2 separate regions of the Homo sapiens genome follow, and region 2 is linked to region 1. A link is a loop called in an ENCODE intact Hi-C map of the cell type or tissue named here. Cell type or tissue: heart left ventricle. All regions are shown on one strand. Region 1 overlaps FAT4 (FAT atypical cadherin 4). Region 2 overlaps FAT4 (FAT atypical cadherin 4).

What was found. Hi-C counts contacts between places; a loop is a spot of excess contacts. Peaks named below come from ENCODE experiments on the same cell type or tissue, not always from the same donor. Only the 100,000 strongest peaks of a DNase experiment are listed, where the experiment ranks them.
Region 2: it touches region 1 in a loop (3-fold over the local background); 9 of 110 quality-filtered maps call a loop at or near these places.

What each region holds. Positions count from the first base shown.
Region 1 is chr4:125,382,781-125,390,780 of GRCh38, forward strand. The region is part of intron 2 of FAT4 (FAT atypical cadherin 4); the gene reads left to right. Among named protein-coding and RNA genes, the nearest start is that of FAT4, 72 kb to the left of the region's middle. In heart left ventricle, no CTCF peak of the experiment used is centred here; no DNase peak of the experiment used is centred here; H3K27ac peaks cover 3,416 bases.
Region 2 is chr4:125,332,831-125,340,830 of GRCh38, forward strand. All of the region lies in intron 2 of FAT4 (FAT atypical cadherin 4), which reads left to right. Among named protein-coding and RNA genes, the nearest start is that of FAT4, 22 kb to the left of the region's middle. In heart left ventricle, no CTCF peak of the experiment used is centred here; no DNase peak of the experiment used is centred here; H3K27ac peaks cover 249 bases.

The DNA.
Region 1 (8,000 bases):
ATCTGTTTTTTAATGAAGCCACCTTTATCAATTATCTTTGCTAGATCTTCTGGATATCTTCTTGCAGCTTGTACATCAGCATTTGCTGCTTCACCTTGTGCTTTTATGTTATGGAGATGCCTTCTTCCCTTAAACCTTATGAACCAAGCCCTGCTAGCTTCCAACTTTTCTTCTGTGGCTTCCTCAGCTCTCTCAGCCTTCAAAGAATTGCAGAATTAGGGTCTTGCTCTGTATTAGGCTTTGCTTTAAGGGAATGTTGTGGTTAGTTTTCTTCGTGTCAGCAATAAGGCTGTTTTGTTTTCTTATCTTTTGTGTGTTCTCTGGAGCAGCACTTTTAATTTCCTTCAGTATCATTTCCTTTGCATTTACAACTTGGCTAGCTATTTGGCACAAGAGACCTAGCTTTTGATTTACCTTGGCTTTCAACTTATCTACTTCACTAAGCTTAATTATTTATAGCTTTTGATTTAAAATAAGAGATGTGCAGCTACTCCTTTCACATGAACACTTAGAGGCCATTGGAGGGTTATTTCAATATTGTGCTTCAGGTCTTGTTTCCATATTGTTGTTCTCAGGAATAGGGAGGCCCTAGGAGAAGGTGAGAAATGGAAGAATGGCTGGACAGTAGAGGACTCTGAACACACACAATATTTATCCATCCAGTTCACTGTCTTATATGGGTGCAGCTTGTAATTCTCCCAAGAAAATAGTAACCTCAGTAATCGCTGATCATAGATCACCTTAATAATGAAAAAGTTTGATGTATTGTAAGAATTACCAAAATGTGACACAGACACAAAGGGAGCACATGCTACTGGAAAAATAATGCTGATAGAAACTTGCTCAATGCAGGGATGTCACAAACTTCTAATTTGTAACAATATGCAAATATCTGTGAAGCATGATAAAGGCAAGTGCAATGAAACATGGTTTTCCAGTACGTGATATTAAACCATATCATGAAATTCTAGACTCTGAGATTTACAAGGGACTGACAACTCAATCAGTTCAGCTTCTCATTTCCACTCTTAAGAGGTACCTCTTTAAATAAAAAAGCCTATTAAGATCATTAAAATAAATCCATGGAAATCCTTTTTATTAAGCAAAATGTGACAAAATTGTTGGAATAACCAGAATGAAAAAGTCTATCATTGTCACTGCCCTATCAGACTGACATACTTCATTGAGCATAAGAGGGATACTATAAACTGTACTAATATGACTTTATTTCTTTTTACTGCTGAATATGATTCCATTGTATGAATATATCACATTTTGTGTATTCATGCATCAGCTGATGGACATTTGGGTTGTTTTCACCTTTTGAATATTATAAATAATGCTGCTCTGAACATTTGTGTACAAGTTTTTGTGCAAACATGTTTCATTTCTCTATGGTAGAATTCCTATGACTGGAATTACAAGTCATGTGATAGCTATATTTAACATATTGAGGAACTGCCAAAGTATTTTCCAAAGTGGTTGCACCATCTTATATTCTCACCAACAACATATGAGTGTTTTGATTTTTGTATGTACTCACCAACACTTGTTATTATCTGTTGTTTTTAATATAGCCATTTTTATGTGTGACATATTGTATTTTTAATTTTCATATCTCAAATGACTAATGAATTTAACATCTTTTTATGTGTTGTTTAACTATTCTTACATTTTCTTTGGAGGATTGTATATTCAAATTCTTTTCCCATTTTAAATTGGGTTATTTATTTTTATTATTGAATTGTATTAGTTCTTTATATATTTTGGATATAAGTCCCTTTCAGATATATGACTTGCAAATGTTTTCTCCCATTCTGTGAGGTTTTCTTTCACTTAATAATGTCCTTCAAAGCAAAAAAGGTTTAAATTGTGATGAAGTCTAAATTTCCAGTCTTCTATCACTTGTGCTTTTCCTTTAGACTCTCTGTAATTTTTTACTTAGAGCAACATGTAGTGTAATTTTGGTTTAGGTGACTGTGCTTCTACTAGACAGTAAATGTGAACACCTGGGTATTTTGTATCCTAAGCAACAAGCAAAGGGCCTGAGCTCTAGTAAGATATCAATGAATGTTTGTTGGATTCATTAATGGATTTTTTGATACTCCTTTTCAATAAGTAAATTTAACACTACTCAGTAACAAAATAATTTTTACTAAGGAATGACAATATTTGATCTTTGAATAATTAATTTTAGAAACACACACATATATATATATACATATATATATATATATATATATATTTTTTTTTTTTTTGAGATGGAGTGTTGCTCTTGATGCCCAGGCTGGAGTGCAATGGCATGATCTCCACTCACTGCAACCTCTGCTTCCCGGGTTCAAGCAATTCTTCTGCCTCAGCCTCCTGAGTAGCTGGAACTACAGGCTCCCGCCACCACACCTGGCTAATTTTTTGTATATTTAGTAGAGATGGAGTTTCACCATGTTGGTCAGGCTGGTCTCAAATTCCTGACCTCAGGTGATCTACCTGCCTCGGCCTCCCAAAGTGCTGGGATTACAGGCATGAGCCACTGCGCCCTGCCAATTTTAGAAACTTCTTGGTCATCCTCACACAAAATTCAGATATTGATTCCTTAAATTAAATTTTAGTGTGCATATTTAAAAGCATGTTTCAATGATAATATTAAGTAGTTAATTGCCTTATTTTATCTTGGAAAAAGCAGAATGAGTGATGAAGTGTCATCTGTTTTATTTTTCCAGTTTTTTTCCATAGAACATACCTTTATTTGAAAACTAAAATCAAAGTATCCCTTGATGTCATAGGATACTTTGAAATTATAGATAATCATAGTTATATAGTCATAAATTGAGGAAGAGTGAGAGAGTAGTAGAAAAAAATCATCAAACCGTATTATTTCATGGAGATGGTTAGTTGTAGTCAGTATTTATAATTGATGGCTTTTTCCATTACTCTGGAGTCTAATTTCAAATCTTTCATAAGTGTACAGATGTTTTATCTGATTTTGCACATTATTTTCTTTCTACATTTCCATAGTAGTTCAGACTTCTTAAAAGTCAATTTTTAAAAAAAATTCAGCTTTTCGTCCAGCTTTTTGTCATACTCTTATTCCACTAAAAATGTTGGTACTTTGGTTTTGACAATGAAAAATAGAAAACAAATAGCCTTTTATGCTGAAACATCTTATTAAAGAAAATTTATTTTGTGATTTATTTCTTTATTTTTCATATTGAAAAATTTTTCCTTCTGTTAATTAGTTTTAACTCTGATGATCATCAGGGGATAATTCTTAGGACTTTCATTACTCAATGTAATTGTAATAGTTGGTTCACCTCCTTCTTAATTTGCGTGTGTGTGTAACAATAAAATGTACTAGTGCAATGAACAAACTGGTTTTTACATCATTGAATAAATGTACATTAAATGCCTTCTGTACCCTAGGCGTTATATTGAAACTGATCTAAATGTTTCACTGTTTGAAACTTAGAAAAGAAGCAGGCTTTCTGAGTTTTGTTTTGTTTTGTTTTGATTTTTTTGAGGCGGATTCTCACTCTGTTGCCCAGGCTTGAGTGCAGTGGCACCATCTCGGCTTACTGCAACCTCCACCTCTGGGGTTCAAGTGATTCTCCTGCCTCAGCCTCCTGAGTAGCTGGGATTACAGGTGCACACCTGGCTAATTTTTGTATTTTTAGTAGAGACAGGGTTTCATCATGTTGGCCTGGCTGGTCTCAAACTCCTGACCTCAAGTAATCCACCTACCTTGGCCTCCCAAAGTGCTGGGATTATAGGTGTGAGCCACTGCACCTGGCCCTGAGTTTAGAAAAATAGGATGTCTAAATAGAATTAAAGAACAATGCATTTCCAAAAAATTGATTTTGATAAGTTGAATTTCTTTAGAACATATACTTTACAATTTATATCACATAAAATTTTATTCATTACTGTTTATTAGTGAGCTAAAGCTGTTTCATATAAATTAAATTTGTTATTGTTTTGAAGTAAAAATACAACACAAGACTCTAGAAAGAGACTTTAATTTTATAGTTTAAGATAGCTGTTTAAAAGATATAAGGACATATAACTATTATAGACCAGTGGTCCCCAAACTTTTTGGTACCAGGGACCAGTTTGGTGAAAGACATTTTTCCACATACTGGGTGGGAGGGTGGTTTTGGGATGAAAGTGTTCCACCTCAGGCCATCAGGCATTAGATTCTCATAAAGAGCGTGCAACCTAGATCCTTCGCATGCACCATTCACAATAGGGTCCACCCTTCTTTGAGAATCTAATGCCGCAGCTGATCTGACAGGAGGCAGAGCTCAGGCAGTAACGCTCACTTGCCCGCCCCTCACCTGCTGCTATGGGCCGGGTTCCTAACAGGCCACAAACCAGTACCGGTCTGTGCCCAGGGGTTGGAGACCCCTGTTATAGACTAATAACCAACTGAAATAGAATAGCATAGCTATGAGTCAAAGGTTTGTGTCTTTTGCATCAAAGAATAGAAATGTCTGCAAAGGTGAAGACTACTATGCAAATGTGAAATGAGGAAGAGTGATTATTTTGACATTGCAGTCATTCCATAAAAGAACTATAGCCAAGTCTCGTGTAGGTTCTAGAAAACCACTAAAGATGGCGACCATGTTATCATGGGGGCTGCATTGTTTCTTATTGTACTTGTGCCATTATTTTGTTCTTGCAATGTTCTTTGTGTTTTTGTTTTGTTTTTGTTTGTTTAAATTTTCTATTCTTAAAAAAACACAATCTGATGAACTCTCCCCAATCTATGATTCGTTCCTCTTGGATCATGTATTCCCACCACTCCTCTAATCTTTGGATTGTTGGAGGGGGAGGAAGAACTTGATATGTATTATTTTGAGTTGCCCCTGACAGATAGCAGTATGGCATGGTAAGTGAGAATGTGTAGCTATATAGGGTAGGAAAAGGTATTAATAGATTCAGAGAAATAAAACTCCCAGTACAAGCCATACAACAGATCAATATACATTAGCTTTTTACTCTTCTTTGTGCTGCTCATGTTAGACCAGTAATTATTTAGAACATGGAAACAAAGTAAAATAACCAGTTAATGAATTCATTGTTTTGGCTTTTGTATCTGTTAGCTACTGCCAGAATAATGTTGCATAATAAAGAGCCACAAAAATCTCAAAGGCCTACAAAAATTCACTTTTATCCTCACACATTTCTGGATAACTGCAGTTGGGCTTCTCTAGGCTAGACTCAACTAGGAAGCTTGGCTTCAGTCTAAAAACCTTCCAGCTGAGATTCCTCTACTCAGTATCTCTAGTCTTTCTGGTAGTAGTGGGCTAGCAGAAACATACTGTTCTAGTGACCATGGCAGAGGTAGAAAAGAATAAGTGTATTTTAAGCCCCTTCTTGTGCTATTTTTATAGATAGCCCATTGTCCAATCCAAATATTATGAAAGAGCCCAAAAAAGGCAAGGAGAAAAATCTCACCTTTAGTGGGAGGGACTGCAAAGTTGTTTATGGGGAGGGGTAACGGGACCAATAATTCAGTCTACCGTAGTTTGTACCTTTAATAGAAATCAAACCACTTCTTTATTTTTCAGTAGTTTGAATAGAAGCCTTCTTTATTTCATAGTATCCAGTACACATTAGGCAAAAAAAGAGAAGAAAAAATTTAGTGGCATTTTTTGTTTGTTTGTTTTATACTAAAATTTCCCTTTGATATGTGTCTACCACATTCAGATTAACATCTATTGAAAAATATACTACAGGACGCATTTGTAGGGTGTTTGTTTTGAAGAATAGTATAAAAATTTCCATAAGTTTCTTATGCAACCACACATATTTTAACTTGATGTTTTATTCTGCATTTACTTTTGAGCATCCTTAAGAATTTGTTAAAATGCAGAAATTATGCAGTATTGATTTCAGGAAAAATTGAAGTGGTTACACATGGTTGCCTTTGCCTTAAAATAAATCCTTATTTGGTTCTAACTTGAACAATATTGAAAGCACAACAAAACTAGCTTTTTATTATGTCACCACACATTTAGTGAGTTATGGAAAGCATTTTGTTTTAAGAATGGAGTTAACTATGTGTTATCCACGCTTCTAGCCATTCTTGTCACTCCTGGCTACTCTCCAAGCCTGCCTGTTATTCATACATATTTCTTCTTAGTAAGAAATGCATCAAAATCCCAGGAACATGTGCTGCTGACTGTTAGAAGAGTTTTAGTGGTGAGAGATTAATGTAATTACTTTTGTTTGAGAAATATAATTGGTCACAGTTATATACATGTAGCTTATATGAGAAGTACATTCAGTTTTAAAACTCATTATGATTAATTTTACTTTCCTTAAAAAATGAAACCAAAGAGAATCTAAAATGTGTATGCTTCTTTCATTCCTAATATTCCAGAATACTTAGATATTTTTATGTGAAGTAAATGCCCAGATATCTAAATAGATATAATATTATTTAAATTTAAGGTATAAACTTTTACATGACAAAATGCTTAATAGCCTATAATCTTAAAAACAGAATTATTCCAATTCCCATATTGTATGTTACTTCATCAAATATTACCATTATATCATGTTTCTTGTACTAAAGTGTTTCCTGTGAAATAACGTAATAAAATGGCCTTTAGTATGCATGATAATATTTAAATACGCATTTTCTAGTAAAATATAATGCTTATTCATTTTTTTCTTCTAGTTCTAAAGAAAAAAATGCACCAAATGCATACACTTACTTTATGATAATTTCTGAAACTTAAGTAGAGTTTGGGCCTGCAACAGACTTGTGTTTTCTAGTAGTTATGTTTCATTCATGCAGGTGGTAGTGGTCCTATTAGTTTTCCTTAATAAGTCCCATATAGCTCTGGCCAGTCTTTCATAGAATGAGTTGGTAGGTCTTTCCTCCAAAGTTTGATTTCTCCCATTTTTTTCACATTGCAATTTCAAACTTTCAGTAATACCATCAAGATGAGACAGTAAACTATTATTAGAGTTACCACAAGTTTGAACAAAGTTGATTATACATCGCAAACAAATAAATACTTAAAACCTTGTTCATAGAGATCAGGCCTTGCATACCTACATAGTCCAAACATTACATTCCTGACATTTAGAACATTTAAATGCAAACTGTTCTTTGTTAGGGCTTTCTCATAACTGAAATATGAGTCACTTGCAAACCATAATAGATTTTGGCTCTGCTACATGATGAAGTGTTCTGGATGTCGTGAAACATTTCACCCAGACTTATGGCAGTAGAATTCCCAGTGGTCACCCAAAATAGGGAAAAAAATGAAGAACAAACTTAAAGGAAATATGCAGACTCTGGCACCATCCTTTCGTGGCAATACAGCTCTTTATTGTTGTTAAGAAATGGAAATATTTAGAGCCTAAACCCATAAACTATAGTACAATTAGGCGTTGAATTTTTTTTTTGTTCCTAATTACGAAATTTAACTCTATACTTGATTCTCATGTTTAAGGTCAGGTCATAGAGTGTTTCTTTACACATCACCCTGATGCGGTCATACTGAGTTGTCTCCCAGCACTGAGCTTCTCACTGCATTGTGGGCAAACTCATATTCCACACTCTACACTCATCTCAGGCAGGAAAGGTGGAGTTTTCCTTTTCAGGGCCAAAGGAAGCAACAGCTGAGGCGTGATGGTTGTACTGATATTGGTGTGGGTTTCAATTTGGTTAGTTTGCTTTCAATTTCAACTCCTCACTTGAGATTCCATACAGAAAAGTAAATGGTAGGCTTCCAGCATCTTGTTTCACTCTGGTGAATAAAAATTGTTTTGAATGTAAGATTAGAGTTTTTCCTTGCTTAATTTTAGTAGTACCTACACAGCATAAACTGAGGCATCATTTAGCAAAATGTTATTGAGTTGACATCATAATGACCTATTAAGGGCAATACACATTTGAATGAGCTCAGTTATTCTTCCAGGTTTACACGTGCCTTTCATGGTGTTTAGTGTAGCAGCTTTTGAAGCAGAGATGGGCAATGTGTAGG
Region 2 (8,000 bases), 50 kb before region 1:
TAACTAATGATTAAAACGTTTTCCTGGACAGAAAAGTATTTTCTTACTTCATAAAATATTCAAAATAAGCAAATACACAAAGAAGATGGGCTTTCTTCTGCTCGGGGTAGTGTTTTATGGTATATACATTTTTGTTCTTTGGTTAAAATACTTACTCTTATTTTTATTTATACATTGGCTTCATTCTACAATAGATTTGAAGCAGTTTACAAAAGTATATATACAACAAAGAGATACAATATTTAAATGAATCTCTAAGTAGTAAAAATAAGTGTTACTAAAAATAATCCTGAAATATATAAGATTAGCATACAGATATATGTAATTTAGGTAACTCATTGAGTTTATGTTTAGCTTTCTAAAGGCCAAGTCAAGCAGAGAAGCAAGATCAGATATGTAAGTCATGGTGCTCTTATACTAAACAAACACAGGGTAAACAAAGGAAATACAGATTTTCTAAACCCAAGGAACTTAATAGAATTCGTCCCACAGATGCTCAAAACAGACCTATTTTAAAGTGATGATTTTCTTAATGGCATCTTCACTAGTTCAATGACAGATTTTTAACATCATTTTAATGTGACGTCTTTTCGTGTGGATTTGTGGCAAATTGTAAAAGTGCAGTTCTGGCAAATTATTTATTTATGGATCAAAAGAGATTCCCCATTGATAAGTGCTTTTGTTTAGCTTTATTTCATGAAGTGGATTAATATTTTATAACCAAAGCAAGAATATCCCTACTGGGTTTTTTCACATTAGCATATCTGTAGCACATCACAGGAAAAATCTAACTAGAGAGGTTTTCTGTAAAACTGTAGCTTAATCCTTAAGGAGACTTTATTTTAAGCTATGCTGCAGTGATTAAAATGCTTAGCACCAATTTCTAGTAATCTGTGTCTTAGATTGTTTCCATTTTTCAAGAAATAGAAACAATCATCCTGTGAGATAACAAAATTTGCTATTGAAAACATCGGTGCTGTTTAAAAATGTCATATATTTTCAAATATTAAAAATATAAAAGAATAACTATCACATACACTCTAACTTTTCCTCTGGTGGAGTCACTAATATCCTAAGGCTAGGAAGGTGAGGAATCAATACCAAGTAAAGGTCAGAGCTCTAGGATGGGAATGGGAGTCTCAGGTTTTTAATTCTAGGACAGTCATTTGACACCTCATTTTCAAATGATAAACTGAAACAATAGGGTTTATGTGGCCCACTCATATAACACACTTAGTTGGCAGAGGAGTCCCAGATTAGAATTTCTTACTTACTGAGTATAGTCAACCTATACTCAGTGTTGACTCCAGTCCTTAAACTCGGAGTGAGAAAAGGAGGCTACAGCTTCCTCATGATCTTCACATCTCCATCAGCATCCTCCCAAAGACATCTCCCAAAAACATGGAATTTAAAGTAAAAGAAAGATTTTTTGTTATGCAAATGCGGCTTCAAGATGAAGCCTTTGGACCCCGATTCTTGCTCTTTCCCACATGCCCCCTCACCTCTTCCCATGCACCTGTCCCCATCCCATCCATATTGTTGTCCCTAAATCCCATTTGCAAAGATCCTGGATCCACCAACAGCTATAACCTTTCTTTTTTCATGACACTGCTTCTAAATCCTTTGCACAATTCTGAGAAATTGCTTCCTATCAGGTGCTAATGGCATTTAACCTTTTAGGGATCTCCTGTCTTCAAATTAAAAAATAATAAAATGTATTCAATTCTATTGTCATGTTAATTTCAAATTTTTTAACAATTTTGAGATGTTTGACAGTTTCAGGAGATTTGCTTAAAACAAGACATGTATTTCATATATTACTTTAATACCAAAACCAATTGTGATTATGTCTATCTAATGGCAAATTTGAAACATAATTCAGAGTTATTAAATGTTACTTGAATTGATTATATTATATGGTCATAGAATTTTCCTCACCAGTAGCTGTATGGCAATCCTTTAATTGCACAAAAGTTAACCCATAGTCTCTTTTTTTTAAGATAGTACTTTAAAATTTCCACTAAAAACATTAAAATACCAATTCATGTATAGTATAGCTATGTGGAACAGAACAGCCTGTGTTGCAACGCCAGCTTAATATTTTATTACTTCACATAATAAAATAGGGAACGTATTTATCCACTGAGGTTGTAATTAGTTACAAGTAATGAATCTTTAGTGTTCTAATTCCAGAGCCTGGCAGATTTAGAACACCAGTTGACCCTGTCTTGCTGGAAAATGAAGGAAGTGGGAGTAGAATTTTCTCTGTAGGACAAGACAGCTTTGGATGGGAGGGACAATAGAAGCTTGCCAAAAACATGGGTCAAACTGAACACAGATGGCTGTAGCTGATAGAGGTGTCTATTATTGTGTTTTCTTCTCAGCAGTTTTCTCTTTGTTTGTCAGTATTTTTATACTTACATGAAGAAATTTTGTTGCTCAGCAACCAAGAGAAAATATACTAATAGAATCCATTTTTGTTGGAAAAAAAATGTTGGTGGTAGATGTTGATGATGGGGTTGAGGTAGTGTTGTGATTGAGCAGTATTAACGTAGGAGTAGAGGTGATTTTCTCGGAGTGCTGTTTATTATAAGTGTCTAAAATTAAATATATCACATTATCCATTTACTGCTTAGCTTGCCTCTGTCTTACACCTCCAATACTATTTGGGAAAAAAATGGCCTAAGTAAATGTATTCCATTAGTTAATAATATAATTTATAATACACGGAGGAAACATTTGAAGAAATAAAACTATAATTTACATATTTTTTATAACTTCAGTGTTTCCTAAAGTCAATTTTTTAAGCTTCATTAAAGGATTTCATGTGTATTTCATTTTTTTTTTCTGGAGGAGTTCTATTTATTATTCTTGAGTACATCTGTTTTCTGCATGGTGAAATATTAAAATAAATATATATTTGAAAGTCAGAATAGTTTTGTTCAAATACTGGCTTAACTTTTCATGCTGTGTGACTTTAAGGGAGAAGCCAAACTTCTCTGAACCACAGTACCTTTATCTGTTAAAAAAAGAGAATTCCAATCCCTTAATAAGTGTTGTGAGGAAAATGTGCAGTACACATAGCACTGCATATTTTCCTAAAAGACTGTTTGATTTACTTTTGTTGATGCTACATTCAGTTATTTACTTCTTGTGTGGTCCAGAAGGCAATGATAAAAAAATGTAAACAACTCCTGGTCATGTAAATAGCTACTGTTCATACAAAAATTGTGATGACATTTTTAATGATACCACATAAAGGGAAATCAAGACCAATCTTACAAATTCTGTTTCTTGGTTTTAAGGAAATTATTAAGGAACTGCATTAAAAATAACTCTGTGGTAATTTTCTTCATTGTACTGTATCAGGTAGAAAAATAATTTTTAAATGAGTGACTAGTGAGCCGCAAGACATAACCAAGAACAGAAGGGTTATTAGCTAACAAAGGGAAGCAGATGTAATTTTTAAACATTGATTTTGCATTTATTTATTTTAAGTAAACTACAGAATTTTTAAATTTTAATATAATGCAAAGGTAGAGTAGCATTTTCCAATTTATACACTATGTTTTGATAAGTGTCAGATACTGAAGTTATATTCTAAATATAATCCACCCGCCTAGGGAAACGAATAAAAATATAACCTTTGTTAAAAGATAGGGTAAGTGAATTGTTAATGACTATTCCAGAAGTGAGACTTCAGAACATAGTTTGGCTCTAAAAGACCTTTCTTTCATTTTAATATTATATTTGAAACACTTAGTAAAGATAAATTTTTAAATGTTCAATGTCTGATCATTGTAAGCAATGTCATTTTGTGAGCTCTATTTCTGGAACTAGAAAAATTACTTTGAAAACTGTCCATTCTGGTTGTGCTTTTTTGAGTAAGTGGTCTTAGTTGTATTTTAATAGAGGAAATGAAACAAGGTACCACTCTTTTAATGTATTTATTCTGATGTTGAGGCGATATGTTAGAACAAATTTAATTATACTATGACTATGAAAACAAAATTAGGCAGAACTAGAGTGATAGGCGGGAACTCATTGTTGATTTTCAACTTAAATATCATATACTTATTAATATATGCATTACAAATATATCATTTAATTATCTCAACAACTCTAGAAGGTAAGTAATGGTATTTCCATTTTGTAGATGGAGTATCAAGGATCATGAAATTGTCAGTATATTGTTTTGTGGTAGAGCGCCATTTGAGTTCATTTGGTTCCAAGGCTTTAGTTCTTTCCAGTACACTTCACTGGTCTTCAATTGTTATAAATCACAGCCTGCTAATTTCACAGAAAGGAGATTAAAAGCAAAAGCCATAAATATAAATACGAAGTATTTGAATGCTGATCTATATCATAACTAGATCTTTCTTTTTTGTTTGGATTATAGTGAATTTTTAAACTAGAAAATATAAGCAAACAGTATTTTTGAAGGATGTAATAACCACACTCCAAAGTACATCAATGAATCATATTAAATTAACCATTAATTAATCACATTAAAAGGAAAAGCATACTTAGGAAACACAGAAAATTTATTTTTTAAGGGTTGAACTTATAATTAACTGAATTAAATGAGATGTTAAATTAACTTTGAAAGGCACATTTCGATCACTGATATACCTAAACTTGCCTCCTAATTAAATACTTAAAAATAAATGAATCAACATTTGCTTTTAATAATGACCCTGAGAGAAGGAAAATATAGAATATTTAACTACAAGTTAATAACTAATAATTAGTGTAGATTTAGTAGTAGAAGAAAAGGTAAGATGGAGCCAATACTGTAACTACATTATATGTTAAAACACTTATGTAAACACAGCCAGATATAATTATATGGAGGTTGCTTTAAGGATTACTGTTATTACATATAAAATTTTCCTTACAAGAGTAGGTGAACATAAAAAGACTATTGAATTCAAATCTAGGGAACTTGGGAAGAAAAATAAAACTCTTTTAGAGAGTCTATGTAATACATGGGAAGAGTAAGGACTTTTGATTCAAACACACTTGGGTACAATCATGACTTGGGGAAGCTGTCTTCCCCAAGAGTATCACAGTATCAGTTGCCTCTTTTGTGAAATCTATTTCACAGAGCAGCTTTGAGAAACAAAACTTAAAAATGCACCCATGATACTCACCCAAAATAAGTATCCATTCACTTCTCTCTCATTTTCTTCATTTGCATAGATGCTGGTTTTGTCATTCATCAGACAAGATTGCCAGGATATAACATTGAGAACTATGTAAATGACACTACATCTTTTCATCCCTGTTCTTAGATGAAGATAAGTTTGAGAATTTTCTTGGGGTGTTTCAGTAGAGAATTAAACCTCCTTAGGATTTCTGGTTTTGTTCTGAAATGCAAGATGGACATGGAAGCAGAAGGGACATTAACCTGTTTCTCTGCCATTTGCCTGGATGTATATATTTACATTGCTAAGATCTTGGTTCTGCACACTGTCATTTAGACAATAACTAAGGATTTCCGAATTAGAAGGGATAAGTGTTAACTAGGACCTTGTTCTTATGTTTTATTGTGGATAATGTGTTGGCCTTTGTACTACCTTCCCATCCTCAACTATCATTCCAGTATTCAATATGCGAGCTACAGTGTTTCTTACTGGGGATTTAAATATGCATAGTTCAGGTCAGATACACATATTTCAAATATGCATGGTTCAAAGGTAAGCAGTTACCTTTAACAGGATAGCTTCTATTTATAGCTTTTATCCATGCCCTCAAGAGACTAGCAATCTAATAGGAAGACAAACATCACATAAACTATTATCAGAAAATCTAAAAGATTGCTGTGATGAAAAAGTTTCACCAGCTGATTACGGTAACTGGTTTCTGTAATCTCAACACAATTGAGATTATTTATCCTGTCTGAGCTTTTGGTTTTTGCATTTCATAAGGCTTTGTCTGCATATTTTAAACTATTGGAAATGAATTTTTTTTAATCTATGTGCAGAAAAAATATCAGGCAAATTATACCCACCTTTATTCTTCTGTTTTTAAAATACTGAATATGAAATATTACATTCCTATGTAATTAAATAGCGTTTGATTTAAAGCATGTGGACCTTGGGCCTCATCCAAGGGATACTCTAGTGTACCTTGGTCTGAGGCTGCTTATCAGTCCTGATGTGCTTTCCCTTTCCTTCCTGTTTGAATACAGGTCCATTCTGTGCTGTTACCATCTCTGTCCTTAAGAGCTTCCTTTGCCCTAAGATGCCCCGATGTATGTTTGTATTTGATGACATATTTTTACATCCTGGTCAGGAAATATAATTATTCATCTCTCTACAACATTATCAACATTATCTCCTTTTTTTTGAGACGGAGTCTTGCCCTGTCGCCCAGGCTGGAGTACAGTGGCACGATCTTGGCTCATTACAACCTCTGCCTCCCGGGTTCAAGCGATTCTCCTGCCTCAGCCTCCCGGGTTCAAGCGATTCTCCTGCCTCAGCCTCCCGAGTAGCTGGGATTACAGGCTCATGCCACCACGCCTGGCTAATTTTTTTGTATTTTTAGTAGAGACGGGGTTTCACCGTGTTAGCCAGGATGGTCTCGATCTTCTGACCTCGTGATCCGCCTGCCTCGGCCTCCCAAAGTGCTGGGATTATAGGAGTGAACCACCGCACCCAGCCTCCAACATTATTTCTATGGTAATAGTTATTAAACAATAATAGCATCATTATTAATAATTATGGAACATTAACAGCAACTACCTCTAAAACAACTAAAACTAACATTTATTTAAAACAAATGGCTATTTATGCTATTTTATTCAAACCTCAAAATAATGCTATGAAATAGTTATCGTTGTTATTACCATTTCACTGATGAGAAAACTGAGGCTCAGGGAAGATTAGTTAACTCCCTTTGGATCATACAATTAGGAAGACCTAGAGCCAAGATTTCAGCCTAAGCAAAATTCATCCTTAGCAATAGCACATCCTGACCTGGTCATATATAAGAATTTAATAGTAGTTTCTGATAAAGATATCGGTTTGGAAAATTTAAAAAAATAATATTTTATTGTACATCTATAATATAATTGTATAGTTAATTGTATAATTGTATAATTGTATATGTGTATATGAGATAGACAGTTTAAAAAATATTACTTTAAGTCCTTTTTGAAATGAATCGTGAATAAAAATAGTTTGAATATAGAAGCAGGATTTTAATCAAATGAATATAGAAAATATTCTTTAAAATCACTGACAGAAAATACAAGAATTTCAGAAAATGAACGTTCAACATATTTTTTCAAGGGCTCTTATTCTTTTCTATTTTGTGGATATTCAATATAAGCAAAATTTTAAATTCAAAAAATATTTAATTTTATATGTTGATATATTTTAGTTTGATTAATTCTCAAAACTTAATGTACATGAGACTCTCTTAGGTGGATATTTATTTAAAATGCATATTACTTTTCAGAAGATTTCATGAAAGTTCTTGAAACATATTTTAACAAGTCCCTCAAGGGATTCTGATGCAAATGTCTCGTAGAGCACATTGTAAGAAACAACTCTTTTTTTTTTTTTGAGACGGAGCCTCGCTCTGTCGCCCAGGCTGGAGTGCAGTGGCGTGATCTCGGCTAGCTGCAAGCTCCGCCTCCCGGGTTCACGCCATTCTCCTCCTGCCTCAGTCTCTGGAGAAGCTGGGACTACAGGCGCCCGCCACCACGCCCGGCTAATTTTTTGTGTTTTTAGTAGAGACGGGGTTTCACCGTGTTAGCCAGGATGGTCTCGATCTCTTTTTAATAGGTTAGGTCATATATAAGAATTTAATTACACATTTGCAAATTTAGAAGCTCTTCTCTAAAGTTTTCCAGTTTCACTAGTTCTTTGAAGTAGTAGTTGTGTAGCAGTTGCGGTGGCAATAGTAGTAGCAGCAGCAGTAGTAGTATTAGCAGTAATAGTAACAGCATAGTAACAGTAGTAGTAGTAGGATAATCAACACATGGAACACTA